6 separate regions of the Mus musculus genome follow, and all the other regions are linked to region 5. The links are chromatin loops, found by intact Hi-C in ENCODE. Cell type or tissue: heart. All regions are shown on one strand. Links, peaks and the distances in the headings refer to the core of each region. The heading gives the core; the rest is flanking DNA. Region 1 has its middle 30 kb from the start of Gm30069. Region 2 has its middle 40 kb from the start of Cdca7. Region 3 overlaps 6430710C18Rik (RIKEN cDNA 6430710C18 gene). Region 4 overlaps Gm30257 (a long non-coding RNA gene). Region 5 holds the start of Sp3 (trans-acting transcription factor 3). Region 6 overlaps 8430437L04Rik (RIKEN cDNA 8430437L04 gene).

Region 1 (5,337 bases), core at 583-4,582, 330 kb before region 5:
ACAGGATAGGGATGTTTCAGAGCTGGAGAGATGGCTCAGTGGTTAAAAGCACTGGCTGCTTCTTCCAAGAGATCCTGAGTTCAATTCCCAGCACCCACATGGTGGCTCACAGCCATCTGTAATGGGATCCAGTGCCCTCTTCTGGCACACAGGCATACATGAAGATAGAACACTTAAATACATTTTAAAAAGATAGGGATGTGTCAATGGCAGCAGTTAACCTGGTAGTCCTGCTTTCTGTGGTAATCCTGGCTGAGGCAAACATGGGTTCTTTTATGCCAATCTTTTCCTTGATTATTTGGGAATCTCATATTATTCACCCCATTGTACTCACCTCCCATGCCTCCCATTTCAACCCCTTCCCAATGAACTCTCCCCTCAAAAAACAAACAAACAAACAAACAAACAAAACAAAACAAAACAAAAGCAAGCACCAAGTCTGTTTTTTGTTATCCACATACTCACGGGAGCATGGTCAAATTCCTCCTGGTGGGCAGCTTCACAAGGGGAGATGAGATTCTCTCACCTGCACACCCACCAGAAGCCATCAATTGTGGAGAGCTGTGTGGCTGCTGACAAGGGCTGGGACCAACTCTCCTACACCCATGCCACTACCTGCACTGCCATGTGTCAGTTGGCAAGGTGTAGGGCTAGTTCTCCCTCAACCACGCCACCAGCTCATCAGCACCCACACACATCCACATTGTATCAGTCCTTCTAGGGTAGCACAGGCCACAGACAACATAACCCAACATGGCCATCAGGGGCTACAATGACTATGGGGCTCATCATGGCCTACATGTGCCACTCACACCCATATGGCCCACCGAGGCAGCAAAGCCCTACAACATCAATAAGTCAATGGTACAGATTGCATATGTCCACATGAATCTCGGGCTTCGTCAAGGCCTGGGGTAGCAGCATCATGGACCACAGACACCACCATGGCCTCTGGTGGCACCAGGGACTATGGTGGTCCTTCGAGGAGTTCCAATCTAGAAAGTGAATCTTTCCTCATTTCTAGGCCCCCTTCGTTGCCCAGAGCCAGGGCAATCTCACAGCTGGGCAGCAGGTTTGGGGCTGAATCTGTTGCATTTGTACAAGCTCTAGGGTGCTGGATCCTGCTCTGCCATCATTATGCTCCATTTTTCTATTTTTTTCCATCTCCCCATCATATATTTGTTCATTGCAGTGGATAGTGCCTGTGTGAAGGTGGGCCTGGTTGGCTTCTGTCACCTGCGCCACCTTTATTCCAATCCTAATTACTAATATGAGATCACATGTCATATAGTAAATTATCTACCACAGTAAATTATCTGTCTGTCTGTCTATCATCTATCTTGTAGTATCAGTTCTCCTGGACAAATTTATAGGTCAGTATACCAGAAATAAGTCTTTTGTCACTCTGTGCTGTGTGAGTGGTGCTGGATAGGCAGTGGTGTCCACATGTCCACACAGGTACATAATCATCTTCCATCCTCAAAACAGAATCAAAAATTGTTTGGAAAATGGAGTCCCTGAGGGCAAACACAATCTGAAACACTACTGCATTACACAATATGGACTAATGTGGAGCAGGCACAGTCCGGTCTCCACAGCAGTGTTGCTAGCTAGTTCCTTCCTTTGCACAGTTGCTGTTTAGAGCGTCTAACCTGAGATTGCCCAGTGTGACACACGGCCCTTTTTCCTTCAAATGAGCCTTGTGACTGTGTCGCATGCAAGCAGGACACAACAAGAGTCAGATCCACATCCCCGGTACTGTCTGCAGGGGCCTGGAAGAGTTTGTACCACAGAAGTCAGGGCTGCGTGTGGGAGGAGAGCGTGGGTTAGAAATACTATTGCTGTCAGCCTGGGAGTACGCTCAGCTGCAGGGTGTTTGCCTGCATATGCAAGACCCTGGGCTCAGTCCACAAGGCCACAGGAAAAATGATATCAGGTGTAATTAGAAAGTTTTCTTCTTAGGAAAACAACCCCATCTTGACCCAGCCTGTCTGTCATATTATCTGTGCAGCAGAGAAAACTCTTTTCTGCTCCCTCCTTTCATTCAAAGTCATTTACACTTTTCTTTTCCTTTTTTTTTTTTTTTTTTTTTACAGTTTATACTTTCTTCCTCGGCCTAAAGCTTCCAGTGTCGCAGCACTAGGGGGCCACACACACCTACACTTGAGAATTCTTTCCAAAGCTATTCTGCCCACCCTGGCACCAATGGCGAAGGGCACAGAAGACAAGAGAGGGTTAACCAAGAATCAACAGTGGACCATATCAATGACACCAATATTGTATAAGGTACAGAACTTAAAATAAGTACTGACTGTGTGCTCAGAGCCAGGCTCGGTGCTGGCACTAACTTCGGATGAGTCTTATTTCATCCAGCTGCCATAAGTGCCACTTCTCAAATGAAAAAAATAATAGTAAGAAGTTCGAAGCTCCAGGGAGCTGGAGCGACTCCCCAGGGATCTGTAGCACGTTTGTGGCTGGGAGATGATTCTCAGCCCACTGAAGACGCTGTGGCAGGAGGCCAAGGGTGTACCTGGAGGAGGCAGCCTTTGGTGCAAGGGGGTTGTGTGCCCTTCTAGAACAGCAGTGGTTCTGGAATAATGGTTCTAGACACTAGTGGGGGGGCTGGGAAGAGTGGAGGGGGGAGAAATTGTGGTCTGGATGAGAGAAGAATCTATTTTCAGTCATGCACACACACACACACACACACACACACACACACACACACTTGTGAGAAGACAGGGCTGCAAGGACAGGGCAGGACTCCCAGCTCTCATCTTTGTGTGTTTCAGACCAAGAATGCTTCTTTGCATCTTTTCAGAGTACTCTAGTGTGGGGAAGGTATGCTACATCTCTTGTGTGGGCCAGTTGCTTTCTTGCCTCTCACGGATGTGATTATTTTAAGGGTAGCCTTTTCCTTTTTGTCTTTATCCAAGAGAATCATCTTAAGGTTGTGAATCACTTAGTGATCAGGGCACACTGAGAGACCAGGGTACATCATTTGGTGATTTCTTATTGTCTGATCGTATGGAACGCACTGGCACAGAGCTACACACCTTATGGGTCAGTCATCTAACACAGCTTTTGGGTGCAATCATCATGCATCTAGAAAGGACAGTCTTCTCGTGAATGGTTTTCTGGAAATTGCGTACATATATGCAGAAGACTGAGACTCGACCCACATCCCCCATCATTTTGTACAAACTCAATTTGAACTAGATTAAAGACTTCATGGAGGACCCGAAACAAGGGAGCTTTGGGAAGAAAACAGTGGTTAAGGAATGTTAGAGAAGAGAGGCCATAAGCACAAGAAACAAAAGCAGGAGAGTGGGGTTTTTGTGATGGGCCCAGGCACACAAACCCTTATGCTTCTGGACTATTTTGTTCTAGGACTGTGGAAGATTTTGGAGTTTTGCATCAAGCTCTCGGAGCTTAATGAGCTAGAAGATAAGAATGCTGGAAGATATACGGACAAAAGAGGCCTTGCTTATGAGGACACAGACGAGCAAGGACATAAGAAAGAACTGCGCCAGGAGCCACTTTTGTAAGGTGTTTCAAAGGACTTATATGTGCCGGTCATTATAGGCCTGGGAATTCTCTAAAAAAGAAAATGGTGACCTAGCAACCCCATCAGTGTATGTAGCCCAAGGAAAGGAAGTTAGTTTGCTGAGGAGATGGGTTCATTCTCATGTTCACTGAAGCAATAGACATAATTGTCACCACATAAATTTCTGACCCAGGTGTCTGTAAACTAATGGGTCAGTAATATCTGGTTCATATACTGCTATAACAAAGAACAAAATGCCAGTCTCAATCTGAATGAACCAGAAATTAGATTAAGTGAACGGAGTAGGCTGTGTATATGTGAGAAGGGAATCTCACATAGGTGGGATCTAAAGAAAGTTGATCTCAAGAGGTAAGATTACAGAGGTGGTTCCCAGAAGCTGGGGAATGAGAAGGGCTAGGACTGTTTTCCTCCTGGCCTTGGGTTGACAGTGGAGTCACCACGCCCTTATTGAGCAATGTCTGCGGGCTGTCCTAGAGAAGAAGATTAGGGCACAACCCTTTTTCCCAGTGACCTTATAGTCTAATGAGAAAGATTAGACACTAGTCAAGTAAGCATGATGTGAGGCAGAAAGCCTTCCACATTCCAGATCTTGACCTAGGACCAGGGAGCAGAGGGGAGTGGCTACAGTCCACAGGGATGGGAGGGAGTTGCTGTTTCTGGGATGACCTTGAATGCCATGGAGATGTGGAGATGTTGGCATACTGGGAAGGTGGAGTGTCGTGGCTTATCGATTTGAGCTAGTGAAGGGCCACATCATGACTGCCTAGAACTCGGGGGAGATGGTTTATTTATCGAAATATCATTTATCAATAATAAAACTCAAAGGATAAACTTGACCAATATTAACATACCCACAGACATGTATAATAACAACACAATCTAATTTTAGAATGTTTTTGTCACTCCCCCAAATAGAAAGCTCATAGCCATTAGCAGCTACCCCACCCAAACCCCAGTCTTTTCTCCATCCATCCCTGCCAATCACTAACTACTCTGCGACTGTTTGGACTGGGAGGGTGATTTCTACATAATTTAAAAGGCGATTAGGCATTACTAGCAAATTTAACAAGTAACATGTTACATATCTTAAGGGTTCAACTTGGTGATTTCTGGATGTAGTTATTTCAATTTTACTGCTTACTAATATGAATGATCTGTATGCTAAATATCTGCTCATCTGCTGATGGGCATTTGGTGGTCCTTGGTTTAATGAATGATTATAGAGACAACTGTAAACCATATATATACATACACACACACACACCTACACACACACACACACACACACACACACATGACAGGAGGTGAGTGATCAGCTAGGAACAGGTGACAGACAGGAAGTAAATGAGTCTAAGATAGAAAGGACAGAAGTGGAGAGTTTATTCATGCCCTGTGGTATGCTCTCAATGGGCAAGACCACAGAGAGAACCATTTTGGCTGAGGCATGTGAGGGGCAGGCAGGCAGGTAGTCAGGCAATGTCTTGATGCTATGGTGCCCTGGAGTTGGATTTTATTGTGGTTAAAAACAGCCCAGGCTTTGGGCAATGATAGTCAGCCTTGAGTTAAAAATGGCACAGCATGACATCTGTCCTGTTAGGGCTTGGTATGCATCTTGATGAGATATGATCCTGCACAGATGTGGCAGTAGCCTTGTCCTGACCCCAGCCTGCTCTGTCGCATAAGCAGCCAGCCTTATTCGGATGCAGCATAGTCACCCTTCCCAGTGGCTCAGCATAGTCACCCATCCCAGAACAACATCTGCAACAAACTTG
Region 2 (5,337 bases), core at 534-4,533, 460 kb before region 5:
TTTGGGAAAATACTTTTTCTTATTCAAATGAAAACGAGTATTGTAGTTTGCAAAGTGAAAGGCAGGGTTTAATTTTTAGACAAAAAAAGGAATTAAAAGACAGAGGCAGAAAGTCATGTATTGTCTATGGAATAATCAAAGTGTTAAAATAAAATAAAATAAAATAAAATAATGGTATGTAATGAGTTCTCTTTCAAATGGTTTCTTTAAACTGAATTGTCTTCTTTACGTGATAGAATGAAGAATCATTTAATTTGGTATCAAATATTCATGAGCTGTGAGTGTGCTGTGTCACCAGAACGGGTGTGAGATCACAAACCAAAAAGCTAAGTATGGGAGCTCCGGGGAGCGGTGGACAGTGGGCAGCAGCTTTTCAAAGCTTGTTGCGCCTTTGAATCTGTGATACTTCCTTCTCCGGCGTCTCAAAATGCTGCTTTGAGTGTGTGTTGGGAAAGGGGTCAAGGATAAAGGATAAGAAAGGAACCTGGATGCAGATTCTCAAAGCTTCTGCTCTTTTGCACTTCAGGAGACTCAAAGCAACCCGGAAGTTGGAGCACAACTCTATGACAGATGTCCCCAGACACTTCGAAATGGCGCAGGTTACGACTTCTTTATCAGACGACCGTGTATATATCTTACACACACACACACACACACACACACACACACACACACACACACACAATTTTCTTCTTTCAAGTTATGATGGCTATATTTTATAATAAATTTGATTTATATGAGACTATATTTTATAATTCAGTTGATTGTGGCCATTGGAGGAGAGCAACATAAGTTGCCATATACATTGCCTATATGATTGCTTGCTGTGTACACGGCAGAGCTTTAAATTCTGGAAAGAGTAGAAACTGCAACCAGAAGCCAGCTCAATGGCTTGCTCCATAGTGCAGGCTCTGAGAACCTCCTTGAATCCCTTGGAGTGAACACATTAATTCTGTGGAGCTCTTCCTTCCTTTAGTCTCAGACAAATGCTCTCTTGCCACCTAGGGCTGCCCCTGTTTCTTTCTCCTCATGGCCTCACACTAGTGGCTATCGAAGCTGTGTCTTTCTGGGTGCCTTTTTCCTACAGAAAGCAGACCTGACCACTTTTCCAACTGTGATGCTCTGCTTCATTGGCAAGTTCATGAAGGTTGAACAGCACCTATTTCCTGAAGCGTCCCTTGTTCCAATACCACCCCTGTAAGCAGTCATTAGGCCTCACTCAAGACATCTCTAGGGAGGGAACTGACACCAGCTGAAGAGGGTTTGGCTAGTAACTCTCCTACAGCCCATCAGTGAGCCTCAGAGGGGCTCCTATTGCATCTAATCACACCTAATCTTTCTGCAAAGATGTTTAAAAAAAAACTGTGTAAATCAAGTTTTTGTAAATCTAATCATATGTTTTATGCATCAGGTGAACTTGGTATGTAAAGGTATCCCATAGTGCAGCCTGCTGAAAAATGAAGATCGGCTCCTTTTAGTATTCATTTCTGTAAATGTGAATAATTATTCATGGGGTTGAAAGAGGTTCGCCTTCATTTAGGGTTTTGAATTTGCTGTCTTTACATTTCTTCTTCTGAAAAGGTCTCCTGTATCCTAGGTAGCTTCTATGAGCAGCTGGATAAGAATGACCTTGAACTTTTCTTCCTCCTCCTCCTCCTCCTCCTCCTCCTCCTCTTCCTCCTCCTCCTCCTCCTCCTCCTCCTTCCACCTCCCAAGTGTTGCAATCACAGGCCTGTGCCACCAGGACACCTGGTTTATGAGGCGCCAAAGATCAAACCTAGGGGTGTGTTTACCAACTGAGCTATCGCTCCCAACCCTCCTAGCCCTCCTAGTCCTCAGTGTCTTATTTGCAGTGAGCCCCAAGTGGGTATGTGCTCCACTACTGGAGAGCACAGCTAATGGGCCCTGACTTCCCAGGTCTTAAGGAGCCCCAGCCCTTACAGCGTGTCCTAATGGGTCAACACCTAACAGAGAGCCAGCGGAAACCTTGCTGCCCTCTGCACGAGAAAGCCGGATTTCCATTTCAATGTGGCTCAGCCTTCCTCTTTGACAAATGAAAAGATAGAGACTTCTCAATTACAAATAGTGGCGTCCTTGGGGGTGGGTGTGTGTGGGTGGGTGTGTGTGGGGCAGAATTCTCTAGATGTTGGGCCTTGCAATTTCTCAGCCATCAGGAATTCTGAGACTCAAGTCTCAGAAGCTAGAGGAAGCTAGATGCCGGCAAGATTTTTATGGCACGATGCTTATTTTCCTACTCCACAGAGGCAGGGTTTTATGGCAAGAAGGGGCTTAGTGACCAGAGCAGAGTAAAACTAGGCTACTTTCCAGGTTTATGCCTCTGACCTTACTCCCGAAGAGGGAGCATCCGGGAGGGGTTTCTCTTCTCCCACCCTCTGGGTGTACAATACACCCCCAGATGTGCAATACAAAGGATCCGATATTCAAACATTTGAAAAATGTAATTCTTGTTGTGGAGAACGTGTCCTAACAAAAAGATCGGCTTTTGGGGGAAAGTCGGGAAATCCCCCAGTCTTAAATTCCCAGCATTTGACTTGGGCACAGAGAACTCGATCATCCTTTAGGAAGTAGAGCACAGGCGAAGAGAGGGGAGACTCACAGATGGCTGGATAGAGATGCCAGTCTAGTCTGTGGGAGAAGCCTTGACTGAATGTGAAGCAGCTGGCTGAAGGCAGGCTCAATCAGGATTTCTGGGGAATAAAAATACACTCGGTCTTGGCTCTGGATTCCAGCAGGGGGAGCCCTAACTCTGGGAACCCGACATTGCTCTCTGACCGCTCGCTATCCCTGCTTAGCCCTTTCTGAGTTCAGCATCCGTGGTCACCGAGCTTGGCAACAAGGTCTACAGATGATGTCGCTGAACCAGAATCTGAGGTCTCGGTCCGCGCATCCTTGGATGAGCAAAGTGGTTAATACCTTTATAGAAACACAGCGGAACAGGCAATTCAGAAACAGGTGATCAGCAGCAAAGAAGGAAAAAACATGAGGAAATGAAGGATACACTTCCCTCAGTTGTTACCCTCTCCCCTACACACCTCTGCTCTCCACAGGGAATGCGCTCTGATGCTTCCTCTGTTCGGGTGTGCTGAGCTGGGGGTGTGGGAGCTAGGTGGATGGACCAGGCTTCCAGTTAGTGCTGGGTTCCTGCTGCTCTCTGGGTTGTAGAACGAGAAACAACAACAACGAAACCCTCATATTGTAACTATAAGGAGTTAAGGGATTTCACTTGTCATGTCTTCTGAGTTCCACTCTTGGGGATAAGCAGGGAGATGTAGGAAGCCTAGCAAAACGTGGGAACGGCCTGTTGAAAAAACCAGCCCAGCCCACCGAGTACCTAAGAAGTAGCACGCTAGGGGCAGAGTTCAAAGCTGTGCTGTGTGTAGTATTGCTGTCTGCGGGAGTCCTCAGCACCTTCTATAATCATGGGTAAGGGTAAGGGGAGGCTTAACACACCCCACAGATGCCCTTGTCCCCAGTTTTGTGGAAAGAACACTAGCTGCAGCTAGAAGCTCTGTCGTTTAAGTAGACTAATGAAAACCCCAACTCCATTTTGTCTAATCTGAAATTTCTGAAATGTATGTGATCCTGACCAGACCCCCTTTTCCATAAAGTGCCTATATTCAAGATATGGGTGTTCTGTGCAGCCCACTTTGAGAAATTCTAAGAGAGCAACCTCCCTGGGCTTCTGGTTTCTCCTCTGTACCGTGTCATCGTTCATTCCGAGTACCCTGGTAATTCCTGATGAAGGAACTGGTAGTGCTCAAAACACACTCAGAACTCCTAGAACATTATCTTATGAATATACAGAGACTGGTCTTGTGATATACAGTGAATATCACGCTCACGCTCAAAGTAGATGGTGGGCTTGGGTACACACAGAGACACAGTCAGGGGACAAGATGCTTTCTCTGTGTTCAGCATATAAACCACACAAGTCCGGAGGCAAGTTTTTGAACCTTGCTTTACTTTCTGTGTGGAATGGTGCTGTGGTGCACGGTTCTTGGCCTTTCACATACAAGGCCACACGAGTTTTTGTTTTCACTTAAGCAAAGAGTGAGCATTATTGCTAGGAGACTTATTCAGGACCTCGGCAGATTGCAGGCACCTACTGTGTCCTCTAAAGAACAGCAAGGCCATACTGCATGAGTAAGGACTGCCAGCAAGGACATGGCACAAATCATCTAGCGGCACCTAACACTCTAGGTTGTGACGGACAGAAGCAGGCGTGGTCAGGTGTTCTGTAGCAGCCAGACAAACTGGATGGAAACAGTGATGGGAGATGAAACCTGTGGATCCCTTTCCCCGGGGGATATTGATTAAGCTGTGGCAGAAGGAAGACAGGGGATGGGGATCCGTTGTATGATGCAGGCCATCCACAGTGCTCACGTCCACTGGATGTCCCTGTTCAATGATATTTATCCAGCAAGTACTGGACTACACACCTGTGTGCCAGACGCTTACTCCAACCCAGTGGAAAGCCATTGTCCCAAACTCTTGCTCGAGTTCTGCGCTACTAAAGGGTTTTCCCTTCTGTTTCTAACTGTGGCCGATGACCTGTCAAATTCCACATTGTTATAGCTGGGGCTACACACGTTAGCACTCCTTATACATTGCCCTGTTGCTGTGGTTCCTATGAGTGCATAGCTAGGATGCAGGCTTTAGGAGAGCAAAGGCTGCACCCTTGTAATCTTGCCTCTAGAAATAAAGTCACCCAATAAGAGCAAATGACTGAAGCGTCTGGGGACTCCTTCAGGCTCAGATCTCTGCACTTTGAAATAATGCTGTTTTTGAGTGTGTAGTCTGTGCTATGCTGAATGCATCTTTCAGCTCTCTCAGAAGCCCACAGTCTTGTTCTCAGATGTTTCCTAACTGCTTCAGAATTAGAGGCTCTGATTTTGGGTTTACATCTATTTTGTTATTGATAATGTTGCATCTGAAGATTAGTTGAACTTGGCAGAATTAAGTGCCCCTTTTGGGGTGGTCTGAATTCATCTCAGCTTCCACTGATGTGGTCTTTCCCCCCTGGCTTTCTGTCTCACCACTTTGGATAATTATGAGGGCTTTGGCCCATTGCTGCAGCCACAGAAGGCACCAGCAGTCCAGGTGGCCCAGGGAAGATCTGTGGGTTGTGGTGTCTGGGACCTTAAGAGGAGCCCATGGGAAAAATGAGTGGCGGTTGTGGACTTCATCTCTGCCACTCTCCCGGCTCTCCTGCGGGCGTCCCCTCACCTCTGCATGCTTCACCTCCTCTTCTCATGGAATCTCACCTTGGGGATCTCAGCCACAAGCGGCGTATATCCAGGAAAAGAGAAGCAAAGT
Region 3 (5,337 bases), core at 805-4,804, 230 kb before region 5:
AGCTCACAGTTCAAGATACCATCCATCATGGCAGCCGTGTGAAGGCAGCAAAAGCTTGAAGCAGCCGCTCACATTATGTTTACAGTCAGAAGAGAGCAGCGAACACACACATGCTGCTGCTCAATTCCCTCTGTGTCTCTGTCTCTGTGTCTGTCTCTGTCTCTCTGTCTCTCTGTTTCTCTCCCCTTATACAGTCTCATCTACAGCTAAAATAGGCCTTCCCATATCCATCAACATAATCAAGATAATCCCTGGCAGGCTTGCTCAGGATCCCATGTGGTTCTAGATTCTGTCAACTTGACAAGTGACACAGACCAGCACAGCTCGTGACTCCTTCCCTCGCTCATGCTCAGATCTGGCGATATGGACTGAGCCATCTCACTGTCCCTTCTCTGACTCATCATCTGACCTGTCTGTCTTTCCTTATAAGGATGTTTATGAATACGCAGGGGCCATCAAGACAGCCCAGGATAATCTTAAGGATCACAAGTAGCAGCATCCGTTCCCTCTTCCAGAGCACTCTGGGGACTAGTCTCTGGGAATCATGAGTCTGTCTAGCAGACGGTCCTGTTAAACAGCTTCTCATGACCCCTTATGACCCACACTCTCCTTGGCTAAGCACATTCTCACTGTGACTCACCAGACTACGTGTCCCTCCACATCCCTCTGATCACTGTTTCTTTTCCTTCTCCTCCAGCCGTATCAGCTTCCTGCTCTTCCCAGACTGGCTTCAATAAATCGAGCAGCCACTGCATGATCTGTGCACATCACAGATGAAAAGGAGAAAGATGGTGGAGAAGGAAAGGAAAGGGGGGGGGGGAGAGGAAGATGAAGGAGGAGGAGAAGGAAGAAGCCAAAGAGAAAACAAAATAAGTCTAGGAAAATGTGTTCAACTTCATGAATTACTTCATTTAAACCATGATACAAAACAATGGCTAAAATAAAAAAGAAAGCACTAAATGTTGGCAAGGGCCTGGATCTTCACACACTGTTGGGGAGCTGGATTGTAACTCCTTATAGCTACTTTAGAAAATTGCTTAGCAGCATTTACTAAAGCTGAACATATCCATATCCTAGGTTCCAGGAAGATCATATTATATCGTATTTGTTATTTGTTATGTGTTACCCCCATTTCTCACCAACTGCAAGTGCCTGACGGGAAAGTATTGTCTGGTATCCAGCTGAATCCTAGAATGATAGCTAACGTACAGCAGGTGCTCAAAAAATATTTTTGATGAGTGAGTGAGGGCACCTAAGAGAGCCATTCACGGGTCACAGCTGTGACCTCTGGCTTCACCCGCCACCCGAGCATTCTGTACAGTATTAAGACACAGAAGCCCCTCCTTGTTCTTCCAATGGTGGGGAAGGTTTATTCTCCAGTCTTTGTCACTTTGTCTAAAAAAACAAAATGATTCCTGTGTCCTCTGCCTGTGTTATCCATTCCCTGAGGTTCAAAGGATGGCATCTTCCCAGTCCCCTCCCCTCTGACCTAACTTAACACAACCAAAATCCTGGTAATATTAGGCAACAGCTAAGGGTGTCTCCCATTGATCCTCAGTAAATCGCCAACAGAGTCCTATGAGATCAGTTCTATTTTTAACTACATTTGGCAGAGGAGGAAATGAAGGCACAGACACACAAAAGACTAGTCTGAACTCACAGAGCCAGAATGTAAGGTAAAATGAGCCTTGTTCACACCAACTCTGACCATCCCACCCCACCCCACCCCACCCCACCCCACCCCACCCCACCCCACCAGTCAGTAGCAATCATGGAAGAAGAAAAGGCAATGCCAGCTTGCTGCGTGGTGAGTATTAGGCTCTGTTCTAAGCACTTAATAGCTAACATCTTTTGGGACTCATACAATACCCAGGATTTGGTTTTATAGGGATTTTGTTGTTTGAGACAGTTTCATGGTGAAGCTCAGGCTGGCCTCAAACTCAAAATCCACCCCCCCCGCCCCCCCCATCCCCCAGGTTCCTGAGTACTAACTAGGACTGTAGGTATATGTCACCACGTGTCAGATTATACTCTTTTTGATAGAGGTGAAGGATCTGCTGTAGAAAAATGTTAAGTATTGTACAAGCTCACAAAGTTCTTGAGTGGTGAAGTCAGCCTCCAAACGAACCTTCTGCCTCTGGATCCCAGACCCCACTATCTCTGTGAGAAGTAGCCTTTGCCTGTGGAGGGCTGGGCACCCAGAGAGAGCGTATGGGGTGCATTGAGAATGCCTGAACACCCCTGATTCCAGTTTGTAGTTATGGTTTTGACTCCATCTGGGACACTATGCTATATCAGCTCAGTATTTTACTCCACATTAACAGAGATTATAGTCTTTAAGGGCCTTTGAGTCTCTACAACCACTAAGATAGCTATCTTTTCTGCCTTTTAAAAAGAAAGGATTCAGACCAGAGCAGAGAGTCTGGTTCAAACTCACGGAGAATCAAAAGAGAGGACCTGTTTCCATCCTTGCCGTCACTCTGCCCTGACTCCACAAAACTCCTGCCAAGATTGCTCAGCGGGGAAAGCAGTGGATTTCCAGTCTAAACTCATGGGCCTTTGCCGTTCTCAAGGAGAGAGATCTACTTCCTGTTCACATCCCTGTACTCAGGAAGAGGCCACAGCCCATTTCCCTGGGGTTTCTGAGAAGACAATACATAGTGTAGGCAGCACCTGGTCCAGTAAGCCCAGCTGACAGGTTCCAGCCAAAGCTTACTCCTTGCAGTCAGACCTGTTTGAAGTTTACTGCAGGGTCATGGATAAGATAAGGAGTTTTAAAATAAATGCGATGAAAGGTAGGGATCAAAGGTCACACCTGTCACCTGCTAAGAAGGCGATTGTCAACAAAGTCTGTGAAGACAGACACAGATAAACTTCCTGGCAAACATCCCAGAAAGCAAAAGGCCCCTTGCCAACAATTTCTCATGAAATCTCAATTCCTGGAATCACCAACACTATCAAATTACTTCTGTGTGGTAAAATGTAGTGAGCCTTTATGAGAAGGAATAGCAAGCCCTGGCTGCTGCAGATATGCCAACGAAAGCAGGGACATCTTGATAAGACTGTTTGGGGTATATAACACACACACTGCGATTAATGGATGGAGAGATGCTCTAATTTAAACGCTTTTCAATATAAAACATGGTACAACGAAACACCATGATCAAAAAACAAATTAGAGAGGAGAGGGCTTATTTGGCTCACATTTCCACATTGTAGTCTATCAATGAAGGAAGCCAGGACAGGAACTCAAGCAAGAGGCAAGAGCTGAAGCAAAAGCCATAGATGGGTGCTGCTTACTGACTTGCTCTGCCTGGCTTGCTCAGCTTGCTTTCTTATAGAATCCAGGACTAAAAGCCCAAAGGTGGCACCACCCACAATGGGCTGGGCCTTCCCCTACCAATCACTAATTTAGAAAATGCTCTACAGTCTGACCCACAGCCTGACCTTATGGAGACATTTTCTCAATCGAGGTTCCCTCCTTTCAGATGTCTCTATACAGTTTCAAACTGATGTAAAACTGGCCGGGACAGATGCAGTGTGCCTATTGCTAAAGAATTTGTTACTTTGTGAACCTGTGGAGCTCAGTCAAGGTTCAAGGGGTGCTCATTTTCATGCTTAGCACCCCACCTTTGCCGCCATGTCTCTCCTTTAAGTGCATATGCTAGGAACAGCTAGTTGATGTGGTATTTTTATTGTCATTATTTTGTAATTGAAAAATAAATAATTCTGAACATAATGGTGATAGAATAGATTTTTTTTCCCCTTCAAAACTCTTCAGAATAAACAAGCCACACCACACGGGTAGCTATGCATGGCCCTTTCTCCTAGTATTGCACAGACGTAGCCTTCTTGAGAAGGCTTCTTATCATACTGGACTCTGGTCCAAAGGATGAGGCCTTATGTTTTTTATCACTTCACTTATTTGGGAAGGGTGTGCTTAGGTGACACAGAGAAAGTACAGAGGTCAGAGGACTGCTTGCTGCAGCGGGTTCTCTCCCTCCACCTTGTCAGCCCCAGCGACAGAACTCAGGTCATCAGACTTGGCAGCAAGTGTCTGTACCTGCTGAGCCATCTCACTAGCCCTACCTATGCCCTACTTTCAATGACATCATAGCTATTAGTGTTGAAGCAACTTCAAAGACAAGCGCTTAAAAATCAGATGAGCTGGGAAGACTTAAACGTTTATTCTGTCTCTGTTACATGAGCTGTATTTCAAAGCAACCCATTGACAACGGATGAGGGGAAACTTGTCTGTAAGGTTCCAGATAATAAAAATAAAGGGAAGAGCAAGTCGTAAAAATGCCGCGTCGTCACCCTCGTGTGATAGCTGCTAAGGCAGTGAGCATCCACGGGAGCTGAGACAGGAACAGATAAAGAAGAGGTGTTCTCGGTACTCTCTCTAGTCCTGAGAGTGAAATCAGTGTCCTACTGGAAGGATCATCTCCAGCTGGACTCATTGATAAGCCTTGGCATCACTAAACTCGGATAAAGCCTACATTTCCTACTTCCTGGTATGATAGAACATGAAGAAAAGTCAAATGTCGCACCTCCATAAGTTAAAGCCTTCATAATTAAAACATAAGAGATCCCATATTGAACACCAGCTAAAACCAGAACCTGGAGCATCGAAAGAATAAGACTCTTTTGGGAGAAGCCTGCCTGTCACCACACTAAGCATATCAGGCAGGGGAAGAGACCTAGAGGCCTGCCAGCTGCATAGCCAGCCTTCAATGGAAGCCATCACAGGCCCAAAAGAGTGGCGGAAAGACAGGAAGGAGAAAAGAGCAGAACAGTTTGAGCATTGTAAAGAGAGGCAGGACTGGAGACACGAGGCTGGAGAGGAACAGTCCTCCTGCCCTGCCACCTGAGGTCATGGTGAAGTCCCAGCCTGTGCTGCCATTGAGGGCCATGTCTGGGTTCATGGCCCTGCAGTAGCAGGGGTCTGTGTCAATATCCATGGCCCATATTACCACTAAAGACTGTGTGGAAGTCTCTGGGCCCGACTGCTGCCTGGGCCATGTTGAGGCCCAAGGGCTGTGCAGTGTTGGCCCCTTCCCTCACTGTCTGCAGCACTTTCCCAAGTGAGAGTGGGCTCTGCACTCCACCTGGGCAGCACAGTAGAGCTGGCCCTGGTGGCATGGGTTTGGGTGAGCCTCCCTGAATGCATGAGATTGAGCATGCTAACCCTGAACCTTGGAGGCTGCAGCATTTGGTGAGCTGGCCAGGGCAATGCTGGAGAGCTTGCTCTGGTGGTGAGGTTACAGTAGAGCTGTCTGGCTGACCAACTCAGCTACCACCGAAGCCCAGATCCAGGGCTTTGAGTTGGTCCACTGC
Region 4 (5,337 bases), core at 866-4,865, 240 kb before region 5:
CCCAAGGAGGCCAAATGAGGCTACTTGATGCCTTAGAACTAGGACTACAGACCATGTGAGTATTGGAACCCAACCTGGGACCTCTTCAAGGACAACACATCTATATCATTACATAATATCATGAGTATAGTATAGAGCATAATACTGATAAATATAATAGGTGTATGCTGTATGACTTATCTGTGTGGTTATGTATTCTGTGTGTTCTCTTGTCATCCCATCTCACTATGCAGACCAACATGAACACAGCTGGCAACATTGTTTCTCCTTCTTGAGTTCCACTAAGATGTCTTGGCTCTCTCTGAGAAAGGTGGCTTGCCAATGACCAAAAGGCCTCATGTTGCTGCAATTGCTGGGAAAGACACTAATGCTAAAGGATTTCACTATGGATGACGTGTGGGCCACACTTACCATTGAGGACCTCAGTAATAACAGAGGGAAGGTACCAGTGGTGTTTTAGATTGAGGCATCTGCTTCGAATTATTGTAATTATTTTGGTTTTCTTGCCTTTCAGCGTCCAGGCCTAAGATTGCAAAGCCTGGAGTCGGTGTACTTATGACTGACAGATCATCCTTCATCCTAAGGTAAATCCTGAAAGCCATTTTCATCAAGCTGCACGAGGAGAGCAAAGTGAACCAGCATGTTCCAGCGTACGCGGAGATGGAGGAACGCCCACAGAAGGGAAAACTTAGCTCACTCGGTAGAGAGAGATAAAGCTACGTGTGGCCGTGCAGTGTGGCCGGGATATTCACAGGCTGCAACACAAAGGTCGCACTGGAGAAGGAAGGGTGAAGGGACCAGCGAGGAAGGACAGGAGAGAGGATGTGCAGAGCCACAGACCCCAAAGCCTCAGGGCCAGGCAGTGAGCCACAGGGGGTGCCAGACGCTGCAAATGCCTGTGAGTGCAGACGTGTTCACAGACACATCTGGATGTGTCTCAAAGAAAAAACATGAAGGAGAGAGGAGAAAGACTTGCAGATGTAGCGTGAGTGACCCTAACGGTGATGGTGAACAGGTAGATTTTCTGTTACTATATCCCTTATTCCTTTAAACTTTTCAATTTTTCCATTAAAAAAAGTAAAAGAAAATGCTTTAAATGCATACACAAGCAGATGCATAGGGCTGCCATTTTAAGCCTCTGTAACTGAAAACATAGACATGCACACACATCAAAATGGCTGCCATATTTTGTATCCGATCACAAGAGGAAGACAAATAGTAAGCTCATGACTGTGATTAATAAGGAAGTCCCAAAGCCAATAGGATCATGAGGCATGATAGCTTCCATTTTTATAGATCAAGCACTGCTTGGTACAACACATTTAGCTTCTCATACATACCCACATACACCAATGCACACATCTGCACACTCAGCATCACCCCAGTGTTGAGATGCTTTGGAAAGTGAGCGACTCCTTAAGAGCCAGCCAGCCTTTCATGGTGAGCCTGGCCAGACAGTTCACTGGATTCCTGGGTGTCGAGATGAACATGTAGTCACTGCCATATTCCTAGACTACAGTAGCAACGGTTAAAGTATCTGTTAGGCTGATTAACCAAACAGCCTTTACACCTTAGAAACTTCATCCCGATGGATCATAGAAAGTCTGCATAGAAAATGAGCAAAGGGGAACTGTTGGGATAATTGAAAAAAAAACCACAAAAACCTTTAATGAAAAAGAATGTAATGGGCAATACAAAAATAATTATGAGATTGGCAAGATGGCTCAGGGGGTAAAGGCACAGGCTACCAAGTCTGACGGCCTGAGTTTGATCCCTAGCACCCTGTAGTAGAAAGAGAAAGCTGACTTTTCCGAGTTTTTGGAATGTCACATGTGTGTCCTGGCACATTCAAGCAAGTACACACACACACACACACACACACACACACACACACACACACACACACAGAGAGAGAGAGAGAGAGAGAGAGAGAGAGAGAGAGAGAGACTGAGACAGAGAGGGAGAGAGAGACAGAGAGAGGGAAAGATAGACACAGACAGAGAGTGTGTAAAATAACATTTTAAAATTATCTCCCCAAATAGATATAAAGATGGTAGTTTCACAGACAGACAGACACAAACATGACTCTAAACATGTTTAGCACATTAGCATCTTCTAGACCTGACTTTGAAGCTACTCGAGTACATTCCAGGCCACATTCCCCACGGATGCCACATTGGCTGGGACTGGAATCACAATCCATTCCAGAGACTATGCTAGAGACCCAGATGTGTTGGCTACTCCCTTCATCCAAGAGTCTCCTGGAGCGTTTGGAGACCTGCCTCTGTAGCATGACCCAGCAACATGGGACGGAAAGTTCCTGAGTGGATACTGTCATAATCAGGCAGGCACTGGAAGTTGGCAGGTGAGGGCTGCTAGGTACCCGTACTATGCAGGCAGCACGTCTGACTAGTGAGGGCTGCCATCCAATGCAACTAAGCTGCCAAGCCAGGTTCCTTCCACATAAGACAGGCAGGGTACAGGAGAGAGCCTGACTCAGCAAGTAACACCTAAGCAGGATCCAGTGCAGAGGATCACAGCCAGCAGCACTCCTTTGCCCGAGTCCCACCTTCTCTGACCTGCCCTCGCTGGCTCTGGACTCCTAGAAAGTGATGAAACTTTCCAGAGCCAGAGCGCGCGCGCACACACACACACACACACACACACACACCCTCCCTGCCTCCACGCCAGAGTCATTTCCCAGTGACTGTGAATCAGTAGAAACACTCGCCTTTCCTGGCTCAGCCTGACTTAGAGACATCACAAGTGACAGAGTAATTCAGTTGTGACAGGAGCACCGCCAGGGGACACACTTGTCAACGGGCCCATCTGTCTACTGTCACTCTCTATCCCCTCAAAAGCGTACGGGGTTGCCCCTCTGCTGGGAATGTTACGGGCAGAATTACGCTCACTCATCCCACTCCAGATGTGGCGCTGCATCGGCTGTTTGCTTTAGAGTGGGGGCGGGGCAGCCACCGGGACGGCAGAGGGCGAGTGTAGAACTTGCAGCCCCCAGGTAACTGTATCTCTCTGTGCCTAGGGGTTTTCACAGAATGAAAATAAGGAGTTATGATGTCATGCACTTACTTCACCAAGGTTTGCTCCACTGCTACTATAGATGCAGCGAATGGCTGCGTAGATGAAGCGATGCAATTCCTGGGTGCTGCCCTCTCTGAGCTGAGGGGCTTCCTAAGAGAAGCTACATTGCCTGTACAGTTACCAGATCACCACATTTTATAACTAGGAAGCCAATGAGTAGCACAAATCCTAGATGTTGCAAGCTGGCCACTGTTGACGTTAAATAGCCACAACTGAAATCCAGCTGGGCTGTGACGTCATCCTTCCCTCTGCTTCCCTTCCTCAAATGTTAGATGGTCTCCTCTCCCAGAATGGGGTGTCCAAGGCCGGACCTGATCTCCACTGTGCTCAGCAGGCCTCCCTGTGCCTGGCACACTGTGCTGAGCAGTAATACATGGTGAACACTGAACTTGGTGTTCTTTAGGTCTTCTTTGGCACCTCCTGCTTTGGGTTTGACGTGATGAGGCTTGTTCTCTGTTAAAGCTAAGTTCTGAGAGGGCAGGTACCTTCTTGCCAATCTCTGACTTCCTGGTAGGCACACCTACATGCACTAATTTAACAATCAATGACTGAAACTTCGCCCGCAGTAATCATCAAAGTGGCCCGATGACACAGATCTGCCACCCAGTCCTCAGGAGGCTGGAGCAGGACAGTTTTGAGTCCAAGGTCGGCCTGGACTACATAGTAAGTTCAAGGCCAACTAGGGCTAGAAATATAAGACATTGTCTTGAAAATTTGGCACGCAGCTCAGTGGTACAGTGCTTCAATACTGTGCACAAAACCCTGCAACAGAGCCCGGTTTTGCAAAAGGACAATGAAAATTAACTCAAGAGCAAATAGATGCCGTAAGAAAGGAAATAACCAGGCTAAGGATATAAGTTAATATTAGAGCATTTGTCTAGCATGCTCATGCACCTGGGTTCAAATCTAAGCACTATCCCCCCCCCACAAAAAAAAAGATAAAAAATTGTCAAGTCTACAAGTCCCACAAATTTACAAACTATGTTATCTATACTAATTTTTTTCTCCCAGTCACCTGAGGCTAACTTGGAAATCATAGGAAATGCTCGTTTTTACTGACCGTTGAAGAGCCTAGGCACAAAGAGATCATTATTGGTTACAGGACCTGGGCTATCCTGTAGGAGGGTGCAACTTAGCCAGCATTATTTTTATTGTCTCCCAGATCCAAACAGGCACTCCGATAAACACACTCAGATGCTTCCAACTCGCAATGGAGCCACAGGTATAGCAGGTGAGACCTGAATGCCCTTATCCCTTCAATCCATGTCGCAGACCCTACGGGCAAAATTCCAAAGAGCAGAAGGCAGGAGATGCCCATGTGCACGAGTTTTGTTTTGTTTTGTTTTGTTTTGTTGCCTGACGTAATTGTCGTCTCAGAGGCTGTCTTTGTCTGCTAACCTAGACCTAGTCCTAGAGCTTCTAGCCTCTGTACCATCATATCTAGGCCTGGAATGTATTCAGTTTCTGAGACATGTTGCTGAATAAACTCACCTCTTCCTTGTTCTTTCTGATCTCTGGCTGTCTGGTTCAAGTCCGCTAGCTGGTCAGACTCAAACTCCTCTCCAAGCTGACTGATCTGGCTTCTGTCAGTTTCTCACTGAATTGCTCTGCTTGTCCTCATAGTAACTTTGGCAATCTCTTCTGATCTTCTGGCTTCTTCTCGTTCTCTGGCTCATTCTATCTTCACCCGTGTCTAGCTTGTTCCCTTTTCAACCTGTCTCTGTAAAATTCTTGGTAAAAACTGCCTCCTTTCTCCATGACGCTCTTTCTTAAATAGCCCCTCTTTTTTTCTCCGTTCTCCTGTGAGTTGGGCATATCCTATTCTGTCAAATATGTCTTCATTGCTTTATCTGCCACTTAATCAGGCATCACCTTCAAATGGGTGCTTCCTTCTACAAACTGACTTTACCATTATTGTTTGGGATTAAAGGTGTGTGCTAAGGGCTGGGCCATGCCACAACTAAAAACAGGTTTTCCAGTAAATAACACAATCTCAGGATTCGAAGTGTGATCAAATATCCTGCAACGCCCATGCAGTTCTCCAGATGTGCAGAGATCAATGTTCTTACCACCAGCTAGCTTAGACTATGCTTTCTCTCTGCTGCTTCTTTTGCTGGCTCAACTGCAAAAGGAATGGAAGAGGGAGAGTCAAATTTGGTGTCTGCATTGGCAGTGTGCAGGGAAAGGTGAAGACCCAGACCCGGGCCCTGATTTTATTCCTTTCCATTATGACATGCT
Region 5 (5,337 bases), core at 594-4,593:
TGGAAATACTACAGAAACAAAGGGAAACACTAATACAACCCAGGCCTTGGATGGCCTTAGGTGCCTGATAACCCTCTATGCAAGTTCCCAAATAAAACTAAGTCTCAGTCAGTCACGCTAATATTCTTATTAGAAAATGAACAAGGAAAAAATCGTCAACATCAAAGTTGATGTAAAAGGCATTGCTCATTCCTCCTGGGTCTATACACCTAACAAGGTGAAAAGGACCATAACCTACAGAGGCCTTGGGTGGTGGTGGCACACCCAATGATGTTGCTATAGCAATTCATGACAAGGGCATTCTCCAATGCAATGAGGCATAAAAATGATGGGTGGAGAGTGAAGGAAAAGCAAAGAACAAGGTCTGTCTTCTTAGATTGTACCAGTGGAAAGGGATAAGAAATTCTCACTGCATTTTGAAATAATGATTAACTTCTTAGCCCCATTAATGGCTTTATAAAAGCCAGAAGGGTGTACCTGAAAATCAGAACAAGTGTGAAACTAAGGTGGAGTCAAATATAATAATTCTTGAGCAGATACTCAAGTAAAATGTCAACTCAAACTGCAAGGGCACTGTAAGGTCTTCCCCACCCCAACTCAGTATGTGGGGGTGGAATGGCAGCCAAGCCTTTGCAAATAAATGCTAGGCAAGCACTGTCACTAAGCTACATCCTGCCCTGTAAGGTCTTAATGGTAAAACTCCCTACTCTTGAAATGAAATCAGTATTCACTTTTTAAATGTGGCAACATTTACCTGCAAAACTAATAAACATTGAATTTGTAACTTAAACCTGTGATTCTTATTACATATGTTTGTATAGTTTATTTCACAAAAGCACAAATAAATTATCATTAAGGTCATGCCTGTAATTTGGACAATATTCGCAGAGATCTCATTTCCTAATTATTAATAATAAAATACAAAGGAACTTTGCTGCATCATCTCTGGATGCCCATTACAGGTCATTATAGATGAAACCACTGTGTCTGTCTAATCTGTAGCTCTGCACACCCTTGGCCAGGATCCTCTATAAGTTCCAAACTCAAATGGTAAAGTCAGTCTCTAGTGAACACTGGCTTCTCAAGGTACTCATCATCTAGAAATACCAAGCTAAATTGTCATTAGGTTGAGCATCTGCATTTGGCTTTGGACAGAACACATTAATAGATATCTTTGTCTAGAACCTAGATTAGAAAATGAACATTAATGGAAAAATTGGCAAAACTCAAAATCTGTAGCTACCCATGTTAGTGATACACAGATTTGAAAACTGTGCCACAATAAGGCAGCACGGGGGGTAGCTGGGTAAAGGTGAAGGTCGTGACTCTGACACTGGATTTCCTGCTTTGCCCTAAATCTAAAAACATCCCACAACCCTCAAGACACTACGGTCCTCTAGTGATCTCCAGTAATTTTAGAGTACTTAAATATATTTAAGTATAGTTTTAAATATTGAAAATATCTTTTAAGCATTCTGAAAAAAACTTTAAACTACTTTTAAACTAGAAACCAACTTTTTTCCCCATTAATGTTCAGACAAAAATGACAGCTCTCATATTTTTCACCTTATTCAACTTTCAGCTCAGTTTACTTCAACTTTGCTCAAAGTGAAAAATTTGGAAGAACTCAGATTTATCGAGCATCAAACATGCACCAAAAAATTCCAAGTTTAGAGGCTTCTCTAGCAAACTGTATTTTCATATTATTACTTTTACTAAATTCAGAGTGTTCATGTTCATCTGGCAGGAAATGGTGTTCTTAGTAATGTTGTGATAGGTCAGAGATCTTAAAGAAGCCCAAGAACATGACACAAACACATGGCTGGGGTCAGTCTAGTGATCCACTAGAGTTGGAGTCTAAGCATGATGCTTTCAACCCTGTGCTTCTCCTCACCACTCCCCTCCCCATCTGTAAGCACATTCTGAAACTTTGATAGTTACATGAAAAATTGCACTTTATTTAAAGTTTATTTTTCAATTTTACTTCTGAGGTAGTTTATTAAGGAAAACAATAAACTTAATTTGACACTTTGGGACTAGGGAAATATAACTTACTTTAAAAGTTTACTAATCTGCTTAACGTTTCTTTAAATTTAAAAGTTTTCCCAAACAGCTTTTGATATTTTAATATGCTTAAAAAATACATGACATTAAAAATGCTCCCACTGTCCATAGTCTAATTTCAGACTAAAAATATCTATTTACTAATACAGAGTAACAACGTTGAATGACTAGTATACAACAGCTAACTTTTCTAACAGTGACAACTAAACTGACACTACATAAATCGATTGCTATAAACCTCTTAAAAACTTAGTCTTGAGGCGTGTTTTAACTATCTTAACAGGTGAACACACCTTTTCACAGTAAGCTAAGAGCAGCAATGGTCCACACAGATGTAAAATTCACATTGTCTACAGCACCTAATTTTACACTGAGTCTTCACTAAGACTTGCCGCTCCTCTCCACAACCTAGAGGTTCTAAAATTTACAAAAGAATCCCATCAGACTCGTTATAATAAAAATAACATTTAGCCAACCAATTTCAACTCTTAAAAGTATGAAGTGTGCTAACAAGCATGTAAACAAAATGACTTTCATCTACTTTTTAAGATTGATATTCTAGAAAACCTCAAAGGCCAAAGTTATTACTAACTTCAAATTCAAATTTCAATAGCCTCCCAACTATTTCACTTAACCCTACTCAGAACAAAACTAGTGCAAAGTTGGAGTAGTCTGCAAAACGCCAACAATTCTGAATGATCAGGTTAAAAAATAATAATAATAAAAATGTTCGTCCCTGCGTATAAAAGAACACCCTCCTTAAATGATCAAATACCCAAGATCTGGAAACTTGCTCCAGATTCAAAAACTCTAGAAACTAGAGCCATCCTTGCCTCGGTAGGTGATACTATCTGTGACCGATAGGCTGTGCTTGCAAATGTAGTGCAAAGAGCGAGTGAGTTTTCAAGTCCTGATACGAATTACTTAAACATCCATTTTGGAGTCCCGTGCCCACCCCCCACCTCCTCCGTCTCAGACTTCATTTTGTGAGGAATTTTGCGCGCGATGCCGCAGTGACAATCTCCGGAAAGCGCGGGCCGGCCCGGGCTCCCACCGGGGACGCGAGCGAGCAGGGAAGCGCGGCAGAGCCGGACGGCCCGCGCGTGACGGCCGCGCGGCGGCGGGAGGCCTTGGGCTGGCGGGCTGGCGGGCGGGCGCGCCGCAGGCCCGGGATGGCGGGCGGGCGGGACTTACCGCTCCGGCGGCGGCGGCGGGGACCCCGGCGGCGGCGGCAACGGCCGCCTCCTCGTCGTCGTCGCCCGGCGATGGCGGCCCTATCTTGCTGCAGGTAGCGGCCAGCAGAGCGAGCGGTGACGGCTGAGTGTCCTACCCGCGATGGGCGGGTTCAGAGAGGGAGACAGGGAGGGGGGTGGCGGTTAGGGCCGGGCCCGCTCGCACAGGAAGTACGGCTCGCTCCGCGCCTGGCCGCGCCGCCAACCCGGCCCCGCGCTCTCCTCCTCCTCCTCCTCCGGGGTCTGCGGCGCCTCTCCCCGCGCTCGGTGGCCCGCGGCGGACGGCTGCGCGCCGGGCCTCTTCCCTCCGTCCGGATCCCACCCGGGAGGGCGCGCACACTTGCACACTCACACACACACAAACACACACACAAAAAGGCGGCGGGCGGGGGCGCGCGGGCGGGGTCGGAGCGTTGGCGCCTCGGGCGGGCAGCTCCCGGGGCGGGGGAGGGGCGGGCGAGCGCGCGCGGGAGGGAGGGAGGGAAGGAGGGAGGGCGAGGGGAGGAGAAAGCGGCGCGCGGGGAGCCCGGCCGCGCTCAGCCGCTCCTCACCTGGGCCGCCGCCGCCGCCGCGCCGTTTCCGTGCTGCTGCTGTTGCTGCTGCTGCTGCTGTAGATACTCGCCGTGGCCGCCGCCGCCTCCGCCGCCGTCCACGTCCAAGGCAGCCATTTCCTCTTGTTTCACGGGCTTTTCGGGAGCTGCAGGCACAGCGCGGGGGGAGGGGGGAGGAGGAGGGTGGGGTGGGGAGGAAGGCGGGTGCGGGGAGGGAGGGGGCCCGCGAGCCGCGGCCACATTAGTGAGCGCCGGGCGGCCCGGGCCCTGCCCCTCCCCTGCCCTCCCCCCGGCCGCGGCGGCCACGGCGGCGGCGGCGCGCTCCCTCCTCCCCTCCTGCTGCCCCCGCCCGCCGCGGCTGTAACCCTCCTCCTCCTCGTTCCCTCCTCCTCCTCCCCGCGCTGCCCCTGCCCCCTCTCCTCTCCTCTCCTCTCCTCCCCTTTCCCTCCGCGGCGCTCGCTCCTCTCGCACCGTCAGTCACTCGCACACGCCCGCCCGCCGCCGCCGCCCGCGCCCGCACACAGGGGGGATGCGCTCCCGGCGGACCGGGCCGCCCGCCCGGAGCCCGGCGGGCACTCGGCGCTGGGGCTGGAAGGGCTGGACAGCTGGCTGGCGGAGATGGGAGTGCGGCTTTCTGCCTCCGCCGACACTCGGTCGCACGCTCCCGGAGGCCGGGAGCCGGCGGTGGCGGCCCCGGGCTGGCTGTGGGCGGCAGTGGCAGCGGCGGAGGCAGCGAGGGTTGCTCTCTCTCGGCTTTACGTACCGGTCATAGTGTGTTTAGGACAGCTCAGGCGGGGCTCCCCGCCGCCTTACACATGGTGAGAAGCGAAGGCGGCGGCGGCGGGAGAGGATGCGGGAAGCGGCGGCGGACACGGCCGGAGCGGTCCGGGGAATTTTTTTTTTCCTATTTTGATTGACTGTGCGGGAAACACAAAAGGTGGAGCCTCCAGCCCAAAAGGGGGGAAGAGGGCGACAGCCCGCCCGGAAGTTCCGCCCCTCTTCCCGGCTCTCATTTGCCGCTAGGCTCTCCGTCAGCTCTGTTCATTGGTCCGGACGCCTGTCCGTCGCTCGGCCTGGCGGCGGGCTTCCTGTTTGCCCCCGGGTTGAAGGGGAGAGACAATGAGCGGCCGTGGCGCCGTAGGTTCTCCAGAACGGCCCCGGCTCGCGCGTTACCCCGCTGTGCCAGCCTCGTTCCTCGGCTGCGGCTGCCAGACCCGAGGCGCAGGCCTCTTCCACTGGCTGGCCCTGTGTGCAGGCCTCGCCAGGCTGTCGGGGAGCCGAGCTGGGGAGGAAGTCCGTCCCCGGTGGCTCCGGCTCCACTCGACGTCTCCTCCATCCTGGCAGCCGACCGGACTGGATCTCCCCAGGGCCCGGGCGCTCGGAGCTGCGTCTTGCCAGCGCTGCCAGGAGGCCACCGCCGCTCGGCCCCAGGGCTGCTGCTGCTACTGAGCAAACCGGACCCGCCCCACGAGCCCTGGGGGAGGGAGCTG
Region 6 (5,337 bases), core at 713-4,712, 250 kb before region 5:
AAAACAAGGCCTTTCCTGTTTATTTGATAGCCAGTTCCTCACTGGTTGAGTTACGTCTGCCAAGAGCTCAGGAGAGAATTCTGGCGCACATATCTCCTCATCCTTTCCTGAGTGGACAGGGAAGACGAATGCCATTCGAGAGTGGCTTCCATGCACTTCTCTGACATAACCCACTGTCTCCTCTTAGTCATTTGTGAGGCAAAATTAACCCTCAGGAGTGCAGAACCGATCCACACAGCCAGAGGGTTAGCAAGCCTGAGCACCTGGTGGTATGCCCAGACCTGAGGACTGTGCACAGTTCTGATTGCTTTTCTGTTGTTCACAAGTTGATTTAACACTCCGTCAAAGTGTTCTTTTCTCCTGTGCCCATTTTCCATGGGAGAGAACTGAGGAAGACAGAGCTTAAGAGACGTGGCCTAAGATTTGAAGCTTGGGAACCTCAGCTGGTTTCAGAGCCTGAGTGTGTCTTGTTGTTGTTGTTGTAATTTTAATTTCCTTCACCAAAAAGCATCCGGCATGGAAGTCAATTTGAAAGGACTCTCACTAACAAAAACGGAAAAAGAAAAATCTATCATCGAAGAAATTACATCACAGCCAGGTATGGTGTGTGCAGCTCAGACCTGTAATCCTAACACTCAAGAAGCTGAGGCAGGAGGATTGTCAAGAGTACAAAACCAGCCTGAGTTATAAAACATGGCAAATTCCAGGCTTCTGCATCAAAGCCAATGATAGTAAAGTATTATAAATCCCTGAATGGAGCTGAGTTCTATCATCCCATTTGAGAGGAAGGAAAAAGAGGGAGGGAGGGAGGAAGGGAGGGAGGGAGGGAGGAAGGGAGGGAGGGAGGGAGGGAGGGAGGATTGGTTAGTGATTTGTTGTGTGGGACTGTTCTTTGTTACATTAGATCAAATATAAAGGAATGAGAGGGGCAGGAAAGCTGTTGTTTGCTAACTACCACAGCAGTAATTGTTAGAGGTAAAAGTTCATAAAAGTACTGGGTAAAAGTTTGAGGAATGGCAATGTATTTCCACACATGAAGGTATCCTGCCAAGATACTTACTCATTACAAAAAGAAAGTCGTACATTTACACCAGAGAAGCTGGCAATTAGCACCTTAATCAAAAGCTCGAGGTTAACATCCGCAGTAATGGACACAGGAGGTTATGTGCCTCCTGTTTTAACTTGCTGCACTTTCTGCTGTTTTCTTGCTAAAATTTTATAGCTTGAATCTAATCACAAGGAAACTCTAGACAACCCCAAAGGAAGGGACATAATATTAAGTTGCCTGTAGTCTTAAAAAAACATGTAACATTGTTATGAATGAACAGTGACTGTTTCAGATTAAGACAGACTAGCAAGACACGGCAGTGAATGTTGTAAGTGCTCCAAAAATAATATCCTTCTCCTCCTCCTCCTCCTCCTCCTCCTCCTCCTCCTCCTCCTCCTCCTCCTCCTCCTCCTCCTTCTCCTCCTCCCCCTCCTTCTTCCTCCTTCTTCTCCTTCTTCTTCTTCCTGCTAAAAAAGCATTGCTGAGATCAAATGGCAAACCCTAAGCAAGCTAATAGATGAAATAATAGCATTTTATCAATTCAAATTTCCCAACTTTGATGGGAAATTATGCTGTGGCTTTGTAGGAGAATGTTCTATTCAGGAAACACACTGAAGCATTTAGGAGCAAAGGAATATTGACTTTTTAATTTATTTTCAGTCCATTTAGAAAAAAGTTGTACATACACAGAGAAATTATAAGTATGTATGTATGTGTGTATGTATGTATTTATACAGAAAGAGAATATACGAAAGCAAATGTACAACTTTTAATATTTGGGAGGTCTGGACAAGGTGGATATGTATATATCCTTAGTATAATTCTTTTAATTTTTCTGTAATATAAAATTGTGTGAAATAATCTTTTATATATCTGAAAAGAAGAAGGTATCAGCATAAAAATTCAGAGCCTCTGCACCTGGGATTCCTTCTGGCCAAGTGATCAAAAATCTAATTCAAATTGGCCAGGCAAAATACACACACACACAAAAATATTATTGGTCCATGTTCTCTGAGGGTAGAGATGACCTAAGACATAGCTGAGTCTAGCTCAGTGCCATTGTGTCTTGGTTCTTTTCCTCTTATCCCATCCCCCACTGGGTTGGCTTTATTCTCTGTGCCTATCTGGAGGTGCCTGGAAGTTCTAGGCTTAGTATTCTGGGTTTAGATCTAGTTGGAAACACAAAGACCCCTCTTCCTAGTGCAGCAGATGTCTTCCTTCTGTGGTACGTTCCATCAGCTTCCATACACCTGCCTCCTGATACATTTGATGCTCAGCACTTCTGGTTTAGCTAAGCTGAATGAAAAGCTCCCCTCTGGAGCCAAAGTCAGCCGGATACTCACATAGGTAGAAGTGACTCACGTATGGAAACTAGAGGTACCCACACCAGATTCTGGGAATACAAACACAAGACACCCATAGATTCTAAACTATTGAGAACAGTGTAACTTGTCCTTCTAAACTCATGGCTTAAAACAACTATCTTCTCTTTGTGCACAACTATGATTTAGGCAAGATTTAGCAGGAGCAGTTCACCATTGCTCCACATGGTGGCAGCTGAGTGGCTTGATCACAAGGACTCCTGGGTTCATTTCCAAGATGGCTGCTTCCCAGGAACGACAAATGGATGCTGAACTATCAGCTGAGGATTCTTCTCCACGGGTATCTCTTGGGCTCCCTCAAAGAGACAAAACAGGATTCCAAGAGACAGAAAGGGATGATGTCACACATCTGAGATGTAAGGGGTTAAATCCCATATTCTGAGGAGGAAAGCCCCAAAAAGACTCAAAGGGGCAATGAAATGACTTTGCCTCTCCAGGCAGAATGACAAAGAATGTCCATCTGTCTTTAATCCATTCTCTCTTTTCTATTGTTCATTTCTCTCTTGTTCTATTGTTTTTAACAAAGCTTGAGTCCAGATGTGTATTTCTTTACCAGAAGTGGTGGCAAGACAGGTGCAAACCTGTGAAAATGGCATTTAGTGCTAGGAAGTGGTTCAGAGATGATGTCTTCTGTAGGGACAGAAGTTATTCAGTTATGGTGCAACCATATGAAAATTTTATGACACAAATTTTCCAGTAGAAGCTAAAAATTTGGCATTTTGAATTAAACCTAAGTTATTGGCTCATCTTTTAAAATAACTTTTCTTCATTTGTTTATTTTATATGTGGTAGGAAGTCAAATGTTACAGAGTGTGTGTGGAGGTCTCAGGCCATCACCTGACAGCCAGCTCACTCCTTCCACTTTGTGGGACCCAGGAATTGGACTCAGGTCGTTAGGCTTGGCAGTAGGTGGCTTTACCTTCTGAGTCATCTTGCTGGAGCTGGCTAATCTTTTAAAAAACAATGTGAGACCAAGCAAAGCACCCTGAGGCAAACTCAGGTACTGGACCACCAACCTATGACTGGAGGTATTTGCTGTCACTACTTTAAAAAAGATTCATAAAATCATTGTAATTTCCTAAGATAATATCTCAGAAGACGATTAGGTTAAGAAACCCACGAGGTATGAGAGCATGGATTAATTCTTATTTTAGGGATAGTCCCAGCATTGCCTGTAGATTAAAAGTAGCCTTCAAACAAAACCATGAACTACAGCAATTGTGTCGAAGTGTTAAACTGGCGAGTGATTTATTGCAAGGCAACAGATAACTGGACCACAATCTTGACATGACTCTTTGAGAATCAAACTTCTCATCCCATGAAATTATATCTGCTATTAGCACTATTTCCAGTTCACTGTCTCTGTTATTCACATTGCTATGATGATCTGAGGATCATTTTCTAAACAATGGTATGTCTGAAATTTAGAAAGATTTTTTTTTCTAGCCCCAATTTTCTATTGTAACAATGAAAACATTATAATAGCTATAAGAAATCAGCATAAGAATTACCCAAAGTGTTACTCTCTTGTTTCTCTTCTTTCAGTAGCATGGCCTTCCAAACAGCCTACTTAATGAAAGGGGAAACACACCTTCAAGACTGTTGCTTTAAAACCAAAAATCCCACCATTAGGTTTTACCGATGAAGACTCAGGAACAAAATGGTGTGGTGAAAGCCTGCTAGCTCAGAGAGGCAGAGAAAGCATCCAGCTGACCTTCCTACTCTACAGATGTCTCAGAAGGAAAGTGTTCCTTCTCCTCTCCACGCTGTCTAAAATCCCCTTCAACTCAAAGACCCTCTTCTCTGTTGACTTACGTTCACTCCCTGTAGGCTGGTTACTTGCTCTGCCTCTTGACCTAGGGTTGACTTTATTTGGTTTTGTTTACAGAAAGCTCTTAGGCTAAAGGTGTGTGCTAGGGCTGAGCCACACCACAACTACTTGTTTACAAAAACAGAAAGCTAGTGGATAAAAGGAAGTGCTAAGGCTGAGCTACACCACAGTGGGGGTTTTCCACTTTACAATCTTGGGGTTCACAATGTGTTCAAATGCCATGCTACATAAGATGAAAAACAGGTAAGTTATCTCATCTAGGAGGACTTGGAAATTGCTAATCATAAGTACTCAAAATAATCTTATTAGTACAATTATAAGCTAAAGGTGCAATTTAAAAAATAAAATAAACAGCAGGGCATACTAGCCCACACCTGTAATCCCAGCACTCAGAAAGAGAGGCAGGTGGAGCTCTGTGACTTGGAGCCCAATATGAGTTGGGCTATATACATATTGATTCTAGAACAGCCAGGACTACATAGTAAGACCCAATCTAAACCAACCATCCAATCAACCAACCAACAAATGGTCCCAGTTTAGCATCACACAGGATAAAGAATTTTAATGTCTACTTTGAGGGCTGCGTGCTGGAGTTGTCATGTATGATACATAAAAGCAAATCATGAATTTTCAAGCATACCATATAATTTTAGAATGACATGTTCATGTTTTCTGTTTTGCTTATCTGTTTGGAAAGTAAGGGACACAAATCATTTAAGGAAGGAAAAATAGATGTTAATGGTATTAGGCTGGCGGGGAACATATGAAGTTCTGAGCAAATATGTATTATTGACTATATCAAAGACCCCAATGCCTCAAACCCATGGGAAAGACGAAGCCTTGCCTAGGTCAGCTCAGGGAAATAACAAAGCCTTCTCCTAGTCCCTGTGCAGATGTTGACAGTGCATTCAAGAAGTTATCATCCACAATTTATCCCTACAGCATAAGTGGAAGCCGAAACCACTTCCCCACATAGACTTTCTCCTGCTGAGATTAGCTAAACCTGCCTTCTCCATGCAGATGTATAAAATAAACACACTGTGTTTCCAGGCATCGGTGAATCTCTGTCGGAGTGC

The links. A loop is a pair of places that touch in the nucleus more often than their neighbours do. Peaks named below come from ENCODE experiments on the same cell type or tissue, not always from the same donor. Only the 100,000 strongest peaks of a DNase experiment are listed, where the experiment ranks them.
Region 1: it touches region 5 in a loop (2.2-fold over the local background); 2 of 42 quality-filtered maps call a loop at or near these places.
Region 2: a loop joins it to region 5, with 3 times the contacts of the local background. A loop is called at or near these places in 9 of 42 quality-filtered maps.
Region 3: it touches region 5 in a loop (2.0-fold over the local background); 3 of 42 quality-filtered maps call a loop at or near these places.
Region 4: it touches region 5 in a loop (1.9-fold over the local background); 3 of 42 quality-filtered maps call a loop at or near these places.
Region 6: it touches region 5 in a loop (5-fold over the local background); 5 of 42 quality-filtered maps call a loop at or near these places.

What each region holds. Positions count from the first base shown.
Region 1 is chr2:72,642,526-72,647,862 of GRCm38, forward strand. No RefSeq gene overlaps it. Among named protein-coding and RNA genes, the nearest start is that of Gm30069, 30 kb to the left of the region's middle. In heart, for the core only: a CTCF peak has its summit at 2,146; no DNase peak of the experiment used is centred there.
Region 2 is chr2:72,513,829-72,519,165 of GRCm38, forward strand. No RefSeq gene overlaps it. Among named protein-coding and RNA genes, the nearest start is that of Cdca7, 40 kb to the left of the region's middle. In heart, for the core only: a CTCF peak has its summit at 2,753 (motif pointing right); a DNase peak (open chromatin) is centred at 2,753; H3K27me3 peaks cover 2,010 bases.
Region 3 is chr2:72,750,094-72,755,430 of GRCm38, forward strand. The region is part of intron 4 of 6430710C18Rik (RIKEN cDNA 6430710C18 gene); the gene reads right to left. Among named protein-coding and RNA genes, the nearest start is that of Gm46747, 10 kb to the right of the region's middle. In heart, for the core only: no CTCF peak of the experiment used is centred there; a DNase peak (open chromatin) is centred at 2,658; H3K27ac peaks cover 1,607 bases.
Region 4 is chr2:72,738,400-72,743,736 of GRCm38, forward strand. It overlaps Gm30257 (a long non-coding RNA gene), which reads left to right. Exons shown (of 5, transcript XR_374639.3): 2 at 515-584; 3 at 4,262-4,330. Among named protein-coding and RNA genes, the nearest start is that of Gm30257, 7.2 kb to the left of the region's middle. In heart, for the core only: a CTCF peak has its summit at 2,800; a DNase peak (open chromatin) is centred at 2,482; H3K4me3 peaks cover 1,010 bases; H3K27ac peaks cover 1,194 bases.
Region 5 is chr2:72,975,640-72,980,976 of GRCm38, forward strand. Sp3 (trans-acting transcription factor 3) reads right to left here and starts at 4,807. Exons shown (of 7, transcript NM_001018042.3): 1 at 4,611-4,807; 2 at 3,848-3,993; 3 at 3,259-3,390. The coding sequence starts at 4,617. Sp3os (trans-acting transcription factor 3, opposite strand) reads left to right here and starts at 3,793. Exons shown (of 3, transcript NR_045269.2): 1 at 3,793-3,956. In heart, for the core only: a CTCF peak has its summit at 2,908; DNase peaks (open chromatin) are centred at 3,442 and 4,262; H3K4me3 peaks cover 3,036 bases; H3K27ac peaks cover 2,379 bases.
Region 6 is chr2:72,726,293-72,731,629 of GRCm38, forward strand. It overlaps 8430437L04Rik (RIKEN cDNA 8430437L04 gene), which reads left to right. Exons shown (of 7, transcript NR_040503.1): 6 at 509-598; 7 at 2,560-3,176. Among named protein-coding and RNA genes, the nearest start is that of Gm30257, 4.9 kb to the right of the region's middle. In heart, for the core only: a CTCF peak has its summit at 2,585; a DNase peak (open chromatin) is centred at 2,649.